2 separate regions of the Homo sapiens genome follow, and region 2 is linked to region 1. A link is a contact called in ENCODE Hi-C or POLR2A ChIA-PET data. All regions are on one chromosome and are shown on one strand. The core of a region is the stretch at or near the end of the contact, and the rest is flanking DNA. Distances in the headings are between cores, read along the strand shown.

Region 1 (7,057 bases), core at 2,782-5,281:
TCTTTACATGAGTTTGGTGTCTACCCTCCAAATCAATCAACTGTAGGTTGGGTTGCAGAATGATTGCGTACCTGCCAGAGTGCTGACAGTTCCCAGGGAAGGAGGAAGTGGAGCCAGGCAGCAGTCTTAAGAGCGGTTTGCCACATTACTTAAGAGAAATATGTTTTTCCCTGCAAGCACTGATTTTTCTAACTTTAAAATACTCTTATTTTGTTAATTTACTTGTATTGCACCTGACTTATTTACCTTTTTTATTGCTAATTAAAAATACCACTCTATGTTGAGTAAACTTTTACTAACCTGAGAGACTAATGATTTATAACATTGTGTAGAAGGAAATCAAAGAACATTATAGCCAAAAGCAACAATATGAGCCATGCTAGACAATGCTCTCTTGTTACAGAGAGTATTGATACCAAGGCTTAGATGTTTTGCTATTTCAAGTCACGAAATTATTTGCCACATTAGGGATAGATACTTGCTTTAATCTGAACCTATGTTGTTGACCAGCTACATGTTAAAACCAAGTGTTTGAAAACCATCTTTTTGAAATTTGACGCTTTCCCGTAAATTTTTATTTTCCTGTAAAGTGGTAATACTAATAATTTGTGAGAAAACTGAGTAGTGCAGGTTTTGATTTTGAAGGGTTTTTTGTTTTGTTTTACATTTTTAAAACATGAAGAAAGAGCTTTGATTGAGAATGTGTTAATTGTATTATGTGAACCTATAAAATTAACTCTTATTATTTAATACATATGAACCAAATAATACTTGACCCAGATAAGTGAAGGATAGATAGAAAAGAAAGGCATTTACTTAAAATGGCTGCTTATTTTATCAAAGTTAGATTTCAAATTAGAGTTGGATGAGCTGTTTTAAAAGTCCATGCTAAATATGTTGGGGACTGCCCCGGAAACAGGTTTTCCTCCTCTGTGTAAATCAGCCATGTTTCTGTGGTGCGAGGTGGGTGGGAGCCTTGCTTTACTTCCTGCATCTCAGCAGGCTCAGGAAGGGAAGCTTGCTAGGGTGTTTAAGCAGCCACATGCATTATGTTAAATTAATTCTACCCCAGTCTTTGGACATCTATTGACAATAGTATTATTTGGGTTGCAAAATCAACAAGTGAATAGACCAAAGAAGAAATGGGGAAGAACCCAGAATGAGTGTGAGTCAAACACTACCTTGACACAGGAAGCCAGGACTAGAAGCCCTGAGATCAGTCCAATCCAGGGAATATGCTGACTGCGCTGTCATTTAGAACAGGCCAGTGGAATTCAGGACCTATCAGGTAAGTCCATGTCTTACCAACTTAAAGCAATCTTCTGGGAAGAGGTCTGGACCTGTATCTAACATGAATTGTAGTGAGGTCTGTCCATCACATTTCACTCATCTAATCACCTTTGTCATTCTTCTGGTTTTCACAGATAGGATAGAAAAACTGTAGTTTTTTTCTGTTGCCACTTAGCTCTTGGTTGCAGGGGCCTCTAGGTAGGTGTGAAGTGGTTATCAAGGCTTTGACTGTCAAAAACACTTCTACTCAAAATTGGCCTTAGCAGTTAAGCCAGATTTAAAATGATTTTGGTAGTGGATTATCTAAGCTCATATAGAATAACTGCAAGTCACTTTCAAACTTGCCATAGATGCGAAGATAATATATTCTCATTTTCTGGACTAGCTTTTCCCAGGAAAAGGTATGGGGTGGAGGGATATCAAATATCAATTTTTGTAGATATGGAAAGCTCCATGAATGTGTATTTATAGGCCCCCTGAGGTCTAACTGAATGTATGTTGAATGCAGATTCTTCTGTTTTCCTCCCCAGGTTTGTCATTTGGCAACTAGTACAGGAAAAAGACCCTCAATAACTAGCAAGTCTGTCTTTGTTATATGTAGACAAGCATTTTGATTAATTTAGGGAGGATGCTTTTTTCACTATATAAAATTAAAATGAAATTATGGAAGAACCTAGTTTGTTTTCTTACTTGAGTTGAATGCTGTTTAACCACTTTCTTATTACATTCGATTGACTTAGTTGAGTTGGATGCTGAATGTTTAACCACTTTCTTATTACATTTGATTGACTTAAAAACCATCTGTAGCATAGCCTAAATAACTTAAGACTTTCAGAAAGTTGTGGCAAATTTTTTTGATACATTCTCATTCATAGCCAACTCAATTATATTAACTTTTTATACAAATCAAATTATATTATAATCCATACACATTAAATTTCACTTAGACCAAAGAAGAGCCAAGGCTTCTTTACTGGATCTCACCCCCTCTTACGTATTTAAGAGCATTGCCCCAGGAAGTCCTCTTTTCTGCATCAGCATTTTCTATTCTTTGTTGGATCATACTCATTAGCAGAAGATGCCATAGTTTTTACTGTCTTGAAATAATAAAGCTTCTCCTGAGCCCATGTTCTTATCCAGCTACTGCTGCATTTCTCTTCAGAGCAAAACTCTCCAAAAGAATTATGTACGTTCACTGTCTCAAATTGCTCTTCTCCCATTCTTCCTTGAACCCTCTCCAAAGCTTTTCCTCATTCACTGCTTCAGAGCCTTCTTTTGTCAAAGTCTCCAATAACCTCAGTGTTGTCAGGTTGAATAGCAGGCTCATCTAATTTGACTTAGCATAGCATTTAACACAGCTGATCACACTGTCTCTCCCGGAACACATTCTTCTCTGGAGTACTTGCAAATCACATGCTCTTGGTTCTCCTCCTGCATCATAGGCTGTTCTCTCTCAGTCATTTTTTTTTCCTATTTCTTCTTTGTTTCTCCAGTCTCTAACCATTTAACCATTGGAATGCCCCCTTCTCTTTTCTATATAATGCATTTGTGGAGTGAGCTCAAGCATTCTTCTTTTATGTATGACACTGATGGTTTCCAGTTTTTTTTTTTTTTTTTGAGACTGAGTCTGGCTCTGTCACCCAGGCTGGAGTGCAATGAGGTGATCTCAGCTCACTGCAGCCTCTGCCTCCTGGGTTCAAGTGATTCTCCAGCCTCAGCCTCCCAAGTAGCTGGAACTGCAGGTGCATGCCACCATGCCCGGCTAATTTTTGTATTTTTAGTAGAGATGGGGTTTCACTATGTTGGCTAGGCCGGTCTCGAACTCCTGACCTCAGGTGATCCACCCGCCTCGGCCTCCTACAGTGCTGGGATTACAGGCATGAGCCACCACACCTGGTCCGTTTCCAGTTTTTATCTACAGTTTGAATCTTTCCTCAGTGCCTCTAGTCTCATATATACAAAATACCTGCTTAACACTTTCACTTGCCTGTCTAAATTAACTTGTCCACACTCAGACTCTTGCTTTCCCTTGTTCTTTCTGAGCAGTAATGGTGGCCTTCTTGATATTTATTTAAAAAAGAAAACAGATTCACAGCTCAAGGCCTTTATATTTGCTATTACCTCTGTTTGCCATGCTTTTCTCCCAGATACCCACATGGCTTAGTCTCCCCACCTCCTTACGTCTGCTCAAATATCACTATTCTCAATCTGGCTACTTTTTCTTCTTAATTTTCTCTCTAATGCTTATTTGACATGCCGTATATTTGTCTGTTTATTGCTTTACATTCCAAGAATATATGCTCTAAGAGGGCAGTGACTTTTGTCCATTTTATTCGCTAATGTGTTCCCATTTCTTACTACAGTGCCTGGTCCATAGTAAGTGCTCAATTAATATACATTGAGGGAAAAGACTACATGAACATTACTACCACGATGATGTTATAGTTGATTTCAGTTCCAGGAACTGAAAATGTGAAAGTGCTTCCGTCAATTTCTCCTTTGAAACTTCACTTTAGATAACTTACTTCTTTAGTGAGAAACAGCAGCCCCTTATTCTTAAAGGAAGATTTCCATTGTGTGCCTTTTTCTTCTGCAGCTGTCTCTGAGCAAATTGCTCATTCTAGCTTCTTCTTGGAATGAGTCTCTTCTCTGAACTTCTCTTGGCTCTTCCCTCTTTCAGCTTGGCTTCTGTTCACGGAGCTTAGTTCTACTTCCTGACCTCACAGAGCTTGCCCTTTTTATAGTAAAAAGCCTGTGGTGATGTCATTGGCTCAGCTGGTTTCAATCAGGCTGCTCAGTTGAAGCTGATGAATGACTCTGCAAGTTATCTTTTGGAGGGCTGTACTTATTCTGATACAAAATACGCAGTTATATACAGCATTAACCATTTAGCAATTATCCCATGTGAGTCATGGGAATGCTTTTTCCCACTCTTTACTAACGGAAATTCTAATTGATCATTGGCTGCCCCACAAGCACAGCAGAGTCAGGTATCTGATGTTGGTCAACTGCTTACTGGCTCTTACTCTGCTTCTAACTCTCTAGGACCTCCTGCAGCCTTTCTCCTGCCTGTTACTTTATTCTGCTTTCTAAATGTCATTCCTTAGATCCTTAATTAAGCTACCCCAAACTTGTTTCTCACCTTGAACCTCTGCCTTACTGTTACTCATCCATTTGCTGCTCTTGGATCACACATTTTTTTTTGACCTTGCCATTTGTAAAATGTAATTGAATTGTGTGTGTGTGTGGCTACCCTTTTCTTTTTTAATTCTAGGCACTCATCTTTACTATTAATTCTGTAACAATTGCTATTTTTGACTTTAGAACATTGTCCTAACTTTTTTCAGTGAGAAGGTGATTGGTTTGTGATTTATTTCTGGTAATTTTATGCTTCTAAGTCTGATGCAAGACATTTTAATTACATTTTTTAGTTTGGAAGAGAAAGGCTTTATTGGGAAATTGATCGGTTTTCATAAAACAAATCTGTCATATTTAAAAATGGGCCTGCATAGAATATAGTGTGTATGAAAAGTGGTGGCTACAGAATCCTTGTAGTTAAAGCTCAGAAAGTTTTGATAGCCAGTGGCACAAAGGGGGCCAGATGTCCACGGGGGTGATTGTTTAAAGGGATGGTAGGGAAAATATAAAGTGAATGTGTAGAATGAAGGGGTGCTTATGACCAGGGTGAACTTCTAATTTATTGTGTAAATCAGGATGCTTTGAAGATAAAAGTTGTAACAGACATAAACTGGGACTGCCCACGCAAACCCTACCTATATATAACATTGCCGACACACCTCAGAATTATGGGTAGGCCTGGTTGGCCTTCATGATCAGTTGTTTTTCAGGACACAATGAAGTTAATATTCCACCTCTGTGGTATCCGCAGTCTGCTTTATAGCAGAGCAAGAGTCTCAGGAAACATAGTTTGAGAGCTCCAAGTTCAATATGGAGAGGTCTGTTTCTGAGCAGCAGCTATTTCTAAGCCACTGCAGCTGGGAAGGTGGTAGAGGGAGTGATGAGGAGGGGATCAGGTGTCTTTGGGGCAGTTAATGGACCTAATTCTGAGGGTTAGTGAGAGGCAAAATTTGGGGTAATGGGGTAATAGCAGAGGGCTGACAAATGACAGGTAGACTAAGCAATCTTTAAATAAAATTGAATATATTTTAAAGACATGCTTACCTCATTGTAAGCTTATAATTAAGAAACTGAATATGGCAAAATAATTGCAGTGTTAAATTTATTTCATAACATTGAATTTAAAAGTCGTAGTTAAAATAACTTTTTAATTTTTTTATTTTTTTTTTTTTTTTTACTAATAGCTTTTAAAGTTTCATTTTTTATGTTTGGTGCCAGAATTAAGAAGTGGCCCTTTCTCCGTATAAAGCAAATGGAGTTTTATATGCTAGATTCAATGTTGTGAACTGGGAAAAACATATCTGGTTTTATATAGGCTTTAAGAAAAATCAGGACTGATCCTAGGAAGATTAGGAAGGGGATTTATAGGACTAATATAGTCACTATCTCAGTGTTATGACTTACTGCTTTGGTTTTCATGGAATTTTCTTCTAAAGAACATTGTGAGTCACTGGTGTAGACAGAATCCTGAACACTCTTAGACCACTGACAAGTAGAAAACCCTGTTTGCAGCCAGCAGGGTCTGTGATTTGCCCATAGTAGGTACTTAATAAATATTGTTGACTTGATTTGGCTTAGGTTTGTCACTGGAAAATGTAAAAGCCAATGCACATTTATAGATTGATTTAAATTTTGGGGAGCATTTTTGCTATGCTATGTACATTTAGAGAAATAATGGCTATTTTTGTCTAACAGGAATTGTAGGCATGCGTAAGTTGAATGTGCAAGATGGACCTCTGAGGAGACAAGAACCATTAGAAACTTTTGCATACTATATTATCTGAATATTCATAAGTAAATGCAAATAGAAGAGCAATTTCTGTCAAATTGGGACATTTAAACAAATCAAGTGTTAACTTTGTTACTAAATTTTTAAAATGCGTTTTTTGATATTTACCTAAATGAATTGGAAATGTAGGTCCACGCAAAAACCCGTACACAAATGTCCACAGCAGCTTTATTTTTAATTTCCAAATAGCCGAGATGTCTTTCAATAAGTGAATGGATAGATAAACTGTGGTACATCCATATGATGAGGTATTATTCAGAGATATAAAGAAATGAGGTACCAAGCCACATAGAAATGGAGAAAACTTAGATGTCAATTGGTAAGTGAAAGAAGTGAATTTGAAAAGGCTGTGTATGATTCCATCTATGTGATATTATGGAAAAGGCAAAAATATGGTGACAGTGAAAAGGTTAGTGAATCCCAGGGCAAGTGGGTAGATCTGGGGAGTAAGAGGGATGAATAGGTGGAGCACAGGGGACTTTTAGGACCTGAAAATATCAGGTCCTAATATTTTGAAAATATCAGGTCCTAGCCATAATGCTGGATAGATGTCATTATACATTTGTTGAAATCCGTAGAATGTGTAACACAAAGAATGAACCTCAATGTAAACTGTGGGCTTTAGTTAATAATAACGTATCAACGCTGGCTCAGCAATTAATTTCAACAAATATACAGTACTAATGCAAGATGTTAACATAGGGGAAACTGTGTGGGAGGTAAAGGGGTAAATGGGAACTCTGTACTTACCATTCAGTTTTTTTTTCTCTAAATCTAAAACTGTTCCAAACAACATATTTTATTTTAATATAGTAAACATGCAAAGGCAAACCCTATTTC
Region 2 (6,375 bases), core at 1,571-4,070, 510 kb before region 1:
GAAAAGGTTCCTCTACTGTCCCAAGTGTAACTTTGAATATGCTGATATTTAACCTTGAAATCTTCAGCAATTGCATTTTTCAGAATTATTCCTTATTATGGTGAAGATATCCTGAAAGCACTCCTTGTCTTTAAAATCCTAGCAAAAGTGACCTTATCAGAACATTTCCAGATTGGTCTGAAGAAAGCAAGTTTTTCCAGCCACCAGCATGGAACCAGGTTATTTCCTTAGTGGAACAAGTGTAGGACGTTGGCTATGTTGGAAGATTGCAGTCAAAGCAAAAAGCTTCAAATCTTTAAGAACTTCAAGCTAGAGAGCAGAGACCTAGACAAACCATGTTCCTTACAAGTATAAGCATCCAGCGTAAGGTGAAACAGTCTAAATGCTAATTCCACCCTTTCATGCTTTCTGTTCTTAAGCAAATCATTTATTAAAGTTTCATCAGATGCATCCAATAATATCAATAAAAATTTAAAAAAAACTATGGTGTGGAGAAAAATCTGTGATTTAATAAATAATCACTCCCTAATTAAAACAGCAGTTAAAATTAAATTTTTAAAATCATTAGTTTTGGAATACAACAGGAAGAATCTCTCTTTTGGACATTGATAGTAATATATAGTTAAATACAAACCAGAAAATACATTCTAACTAGAACTTTCACCCATTGTGCATCATTTTTACCTTGTTTTAGAGAACTGGGTATTCTATTTTTCTTGCTTCCATTAAAGAACAAGTCGATACTCAACAGTTAATAAATCTCTGATGGCAGTATACACTAATGTTGTCTAGCAGTACATTCTATCTCCTGCTAGAAATATACCTTCCTGGGCATGAAACTGTGTTTACCATTTTACATTCTTATTACTACTACATGACTCTTGGCAGGGAATAAAAGTTTGTTAAGTTAATGAATGGGTGACCTTCAAATAATTACTAGTTATGAAACCATGAGCAACTCACACTCTGGATCTCAGTGCTCTCTTCTCTAAATGAGGCAGTTGGACCAATTGACCCCCAATGTGCCATATTAAGATAGTTGTTGGAGAGAGAGGGAGCTCTTCATTAAAAAAAAAAAAACACACACACACACACACACACACACACAAACCACTGGATTTATAAAAGCTAGAAGATTACTCATATCAAGAATATGGGCATGGGATAATGTCAAAAGACAATTCGTTTTTAGAAAAGTTTCATTATGTTGGCCAGAAAAGGAAGTAACTGAAGCAAGTGATAAATACTGCATGGAGAAGGACCCAAGGAGTTGGGAGGGGCGGGGCGGGGGGGGAGCGGAATGCATGGGAGGAACAAGAATAATTGGAATGCTATAAATATTGATTCACATTACTCTTGCATTATTCACAATAGCAAGTGCCTCAAAGTATTGCTTAGTATCAAGTGAAATAAAAGGCATTTTCTGCCTAAACTGTTTAATCTAGAAGTTTGAAACAAACTGTACCCCATTCTCTAACAAAATTGTTAAACTGAAATTACAAAAGAGGTAACCTGCTCAAAGTTTGAAAGACATGGTTGGTTTATTTATAGATGCTAGCAAAGTCTGCTCTGCTGAAGACCATCAGAGCCACAGTTTTCAAGAATGTCAATATGCAATAGTTAAAATATTAATAATATTAAGTTATGGGCTCTAAGTCCTTTCTTGTCACTTTTCATTGACACAAATATACTTCTTATTTAACTGAAAGCAATCCCTAAAGCTTATTTATGTAAAAATGCACTAGCCAACAGAAATAGCTACAACCAAAATTACATTACCTAAAAAATTCTAGAAAGGTATGAGAAATTTATTTCTATTCAGCAAATTAAGAAACTTTCACTCAGAATATACTTTCTTGTTGCATTTCTCACCACGAACACTCCAGTAATATTAATACCTAAGTGAAGTTTTTTAATTTAAAAAACATTTTTATATCACTGAGTAATTTGCAAATGCATTTGAAATGCTTCAAAAAGAACTAAATAAAACTGCCTTAACGTCCATTTGAAAATATAAATCTACTTCTGCATTCAACCAAGTTGACCGTTTTCCTTTGACCAAGTTAGTAAAGCCAGTGGAGTAGGGAGGTGGTGTTGGTAGAGTTTCTCTGCAAAGCCACCTGCCAAGAAGCAGGGCTACCAATTCACCAGGCTGGGATTTGTCAGGCCGGGCAGGTAAATGCGTGACGCTACACATGAGCGGTTTTTCTGTGCTTACCGACTGTTGAAAATAATTACGTATAATTTTAAACGCGCATTGCTTTAAAACAGGTTGCAAAGTGATTTTAGAAACTACAGGACCCTGACCCGGGTGCTGGGGAAAGTTCCAGCTCCTCAGAAGTTGCAGACACTGAGGGTAGCCCGCTGGCCAGAACTCCCAGCGCGCTCCCTCCTCGTGGCGTCCAGATGCCCCTCAGAGAAGTCAGGGACAGAAGAACCCTCTGGGCTGCCTGGCGGCAGGATAAAAAGGAGAAGCCCTGTCTCAGGGACGCCCTGGCCTCAGTGCCCGAGTGCAGTTGTCTAACGATGGCCCGTGGTCTCCGCAGAGCCCCGTAGCCCGGCCTCGGCGTCAAGCCCCTCCGAATGCGCGACTACCCACCTGGGGGCGCTGGGCCGCAGGGGGCGGGGTCCGGGCTCCCAAGCCCCTTGCCTGGCGCTGCTGGCAGCATTGTGGCGGTTGAAGCCGAGGGGCCTGCGCACTGCTGCCCGCCGAGCGCTACCTGGACTCTCCCGGCCAGAGACTCCCCGCGATTTTCTCTTCCTTTGGCCCTCGGCTCTCCCCAGCCCGCTTGCCACCCGCGGAGGCTGCGGCCAGGTCTCAGGAAACGCAGCCCCGGGGCTCATGCCCGCAAGGCCAGGGCTCCGCTCTGCTGGGCGCCCAGAGGAAGTGAAACTGCTCAGGGGCCTGCTCTTACATCCCTTCTCAAAAGGCCGCTTTGGTTTCTTATAACACTTCTGCGCCTGTTTCCTTCCTCACCTTTTCATCCTAGGATATATTTAGACCGCTGTTATTGTAGCTCTCCTTGTCCCTTTCTAGGTCTTCCATACTGCCATACTGCCCCCACTTCCAGGCAGACGTAGGGAAACCAGAAGTGAACATTTGCTGGAAAGAAAGAATAATTAGATAGATAGATGAGTAGGTACACAGATGATAGATACATACATATAGAAATGAAGATACAGATAATACTGTAACTTTTAAAATATTTCATTTTACACAGACTTTCTAGGCTAGGTTCATAAATTGAAAAGTGATTTAAAATTCCATATAAAATGTATTTCTTACTCCTGCTCCAACTCAAAAATAGACCCAGTAAAAAATTATTTATGGCTCTAAATACCCTCTCCAAACAAGAGTTTGTTTGCTTGTTTTTAAGATGGAGATATATCAAAGGAGTTGTCCCAGAACCTTAAAGTGAATGTCTCTCTCTCAAGCATGTCTAAACTAGTCATTTGCCTTTTGAAGTTGAATATATTTTTTGAATATCAATTTGGTAATAATACATAGTTTAAATGTTCCTCTCCTCTTCCTATAAAAGGAAGGCTTTCTTTGAAACTTTCTCTCGGATGAAGTGCTTTTTAGTAATAATATAAATATCAAGTATCAAAAAAAGTTAATTTTTTCACATAAATGAACTTATTAGAACTTTATAACATAATGTAGAAAACTTGGAGAAGTATGCGAAATGTCCAAAAAACTTGAAAACAATTATAGATTGTATTGTATTTATCTGGTTTCCAGTAGTTTCTTTAACATCATTATTAATTTTATGTTGATTTTCTGAACTTTATATAATGGAACAAAAGATTTCATCTAACTTATGAAATATTATATTGAAAAAAATGGTTGTCTTCTATATATGCCTGTTAACAGAGAGACTTCAGTGTAATAGGCAAAAACAAATTTGGATTGCAGGGTTTGGGTGTTGTTCAGTGTTTCAGAAACTCAATTCTTAGGAAAGTATGTCTTAAACCCATTGGAGAAAAGAATATTCTAACTGATGCATCTGCTGGTATACGTATTCCTGACAAGAGCTACTTTAGCCAACATGAACACTCCAGATGATGCTCCCCAATTAAGTATCCAGATCTTCAAAGGCACCCATTTATGCACACGAAAACTTGTTAATAAAGACAGTGTTCAGATAGGAACTTGTATCTGTCACATATACAGGACAGCCTTCTTGTATGAAGAGCCCTGGATTGGAAGTCAGAAGGTTGCAGCTGCCATCCTGACTCTGCTCCACAATATCTGGGTGTTTGGAGCAATTCTTAATATTTCTGAGCCTTGCGTATCTCATCTAATTTATTCATTATTAATGAATAAATTAAAATTACTGTATTCGAGTTTCTGCCAGATATAAAATGTTATAACACTGTCTCCTAATAAAACTATAGAAAATAAGATTTATAATATGAAAATTAAGTATATTTTCAGAAGCTCATTTCCACTACTTATGTCAAATGATGCTAGTAAATAGAAAAAAGAAAGTAAAAACTGCTGAAAATTGTGGGCTGTTTTTTTTTTAAAAAAAATAAGATTATGTGTTAGAAAATCTTTAAAATCTCCCATTAAAATTATTCTAGCTTCACTTTTCTTTTGAATAAGAAAATAGCCATTGACTACCCCATTGACTGACTTATTTATTCTTTTGTTTTACTGTTTGCAGTCAACAACTACTCTTTTTTTAAGTATTCTATATCCTATGTTCTATGTAAGAGTTTCACAATATTCATGTCATTTGGTTCTCAAAACAAGGAAGGTTTAACCATATTTTACAAATGAAGAATCTGGGCGTTGAAAACTGTAAGTGGCAGAGCTGGAATTCAATCCTAGATCTGATTTCATAGCCTGCCCTCTTAATTATAACTGCCCCCCTCCCCACCGCTTCCTTTTAAGGTCACATAAGGCCCTTGCTAAAGATTACATGAACATAATAGGATAGGTTATACATATATGTGTTGAAAACGTTTTTTGTTTCCCTATCCACTTTTCCACAGAACTATAAGCCCATACAATTAAATACTAATATCCTTAAAAATAGGTATGAACTGTACTTATAATTTATTACAATTTTGGTGCTATTTGGTTGAGGATATATAGATGTTCACACACGCGCACACACACACATACACGTGATAACTTAAGTCTACATGTTTTCATACTTTGCTGATGCATTTATAAAAATATATTTTAAAAGATTTTTTACTCATTTTGGTCTTGTTTCTGTGTCAAGTACGTCTTTAATCACAGTTGACTTTATTTTTCCCCTGCTTTCTCCCTTAAGGAGATGATACCATCTGGAATGTTGGGTTATCTCTTGGTTCATACTTGTTCTCAGGAAAGAGGCACTTAGCAATTCTCACACCGAGAGGCTTTTTCAGGCAAAATACCACCAGCAGTGTGTAATCGCAGGTTTCTGATTTTACCTCTGTTACAGAATGACAAGAAAATGCTAGTCACAGTAGGTTTCTCATTTCTCAATATATCAAACTCTTGGATCCATTGACTTCTTCCCTTGCATTATTTTTTTTAGCGGCATATTGACAGCCTCAATATTATTACCCCACTCTGTGAAGATTATAAAAGCCTCACACTGGCCCTGTGTTCCAATAAATGGACAGCTAAAGCTGTTTGGTGTTGCCCTGCAGTTGCCATGGCTGATTTCTTGTGTCCTTTGCAGACCAGATGCTGTTGTGCATGCTAATGGCTTTATTTCTGCCTTTAGATTCTGGATATGTTTAAAGAACAAAACTGGTTCTTTTCTAAAGCAGTAATCTATTGTAAAAGTGAAATAGTTGCTTCTTCATGGCTATTTGTTAATTGGGGAATATTCCTCTTGACAATCATGTCTGGATTTTTAGACATTGAATTATATTATTCCCCCAGGGTGTTAACTACACTTCTTATTTACTCCCTCAAAACTAAACCAAATACCAGGGATGTCTGAAGGAATTTTTAGCAATTTTTTTTTGTCATTACTGGGAGGCTTTATTTTCTTTTGCTTCCTCACATTTAATTGAATTCTTTAATACTAATCTGTGTAGCAACCCCCCAAAGAGGTCCACATTCTCATCTGCAGAACCTGTGTATATATGTATTTACCTGGAAGGTGGAATTAAATTAAGGATCTTGAGATGGGAAGATTATCTTGGATTATCCAGGTGGGCCCAGTGTAATCACAAGAGTCTTTATAAGATGGGGGCAGAAAAGTGAAAGTTAGAGAGGAGGTGTGATGAGAAAACAGAGATTGGAGGAATATGCTTAGAATATGGAGGAAGGGGCCACAAGCCAAGGAATACAGGTAGCCTAAAGGCAAAGAAATGAATTCTCCTGCAGAGCCTACAGAAGGAACCAGCCCTGTTGACATCTTG

What was found. Hi-C counts contacts between places; a loop is a spot of excess contacts on that map. ChIA-PET counts read pairs that join two places held with the same protein, here RNA polymerase II (POLR2A). Pooled maps may share reads with other maps.
Region 2: a pooled map shows a loop between it and region 1 (2.6-fold over the local background). The contact joins the promoter of BANK1 here to the enhancer-like site in region 1. A Hi-C loop is called at or near these places in 3 of 37 single-sample maps with no recorded cell type and 4 of 50 pooled maps. POLR2A ChIA-PET finds 5 or more read pairs at or near these places in 1 of 52 experiments (activated CD4-positive, alpha-beta T cell).

Annotation. Positions count from the first base shown.
Region 1 is chr4:101,276,670-101,283,726 of GRCh38, reverse strand. The region is part of intron 1 of PPP3CA (protein phosphatase 3 catalytic subunit alpha); the gene reads left to right. Among named protein-coding and RNA genes, the nearest start is that of MIR8066, 39 kb to the right of the region's middle. RefSeq lists an enhancer at 3,901-4,195. Within about 2 kb of position 4,031, at least 6 of the 41 ENCODE cell types and tissues checked have a DNase peak (open chromatin) inside an H3K27ac peak, as active enhancers do.
Region 2 is chr4:101,787,175-101,793,549 of GRCh38, reverse strand. It overlaps BANK1 (B cell scaffold protein with ankyrin repeats 1), which reads right to left and starts at 2,820. Exons shown (of 17, transcript NM_017935.5): 1 at 2,600-2,820. The coding sequence starts at 2,669. RefSeq lists a silencer at 2,544-2,733.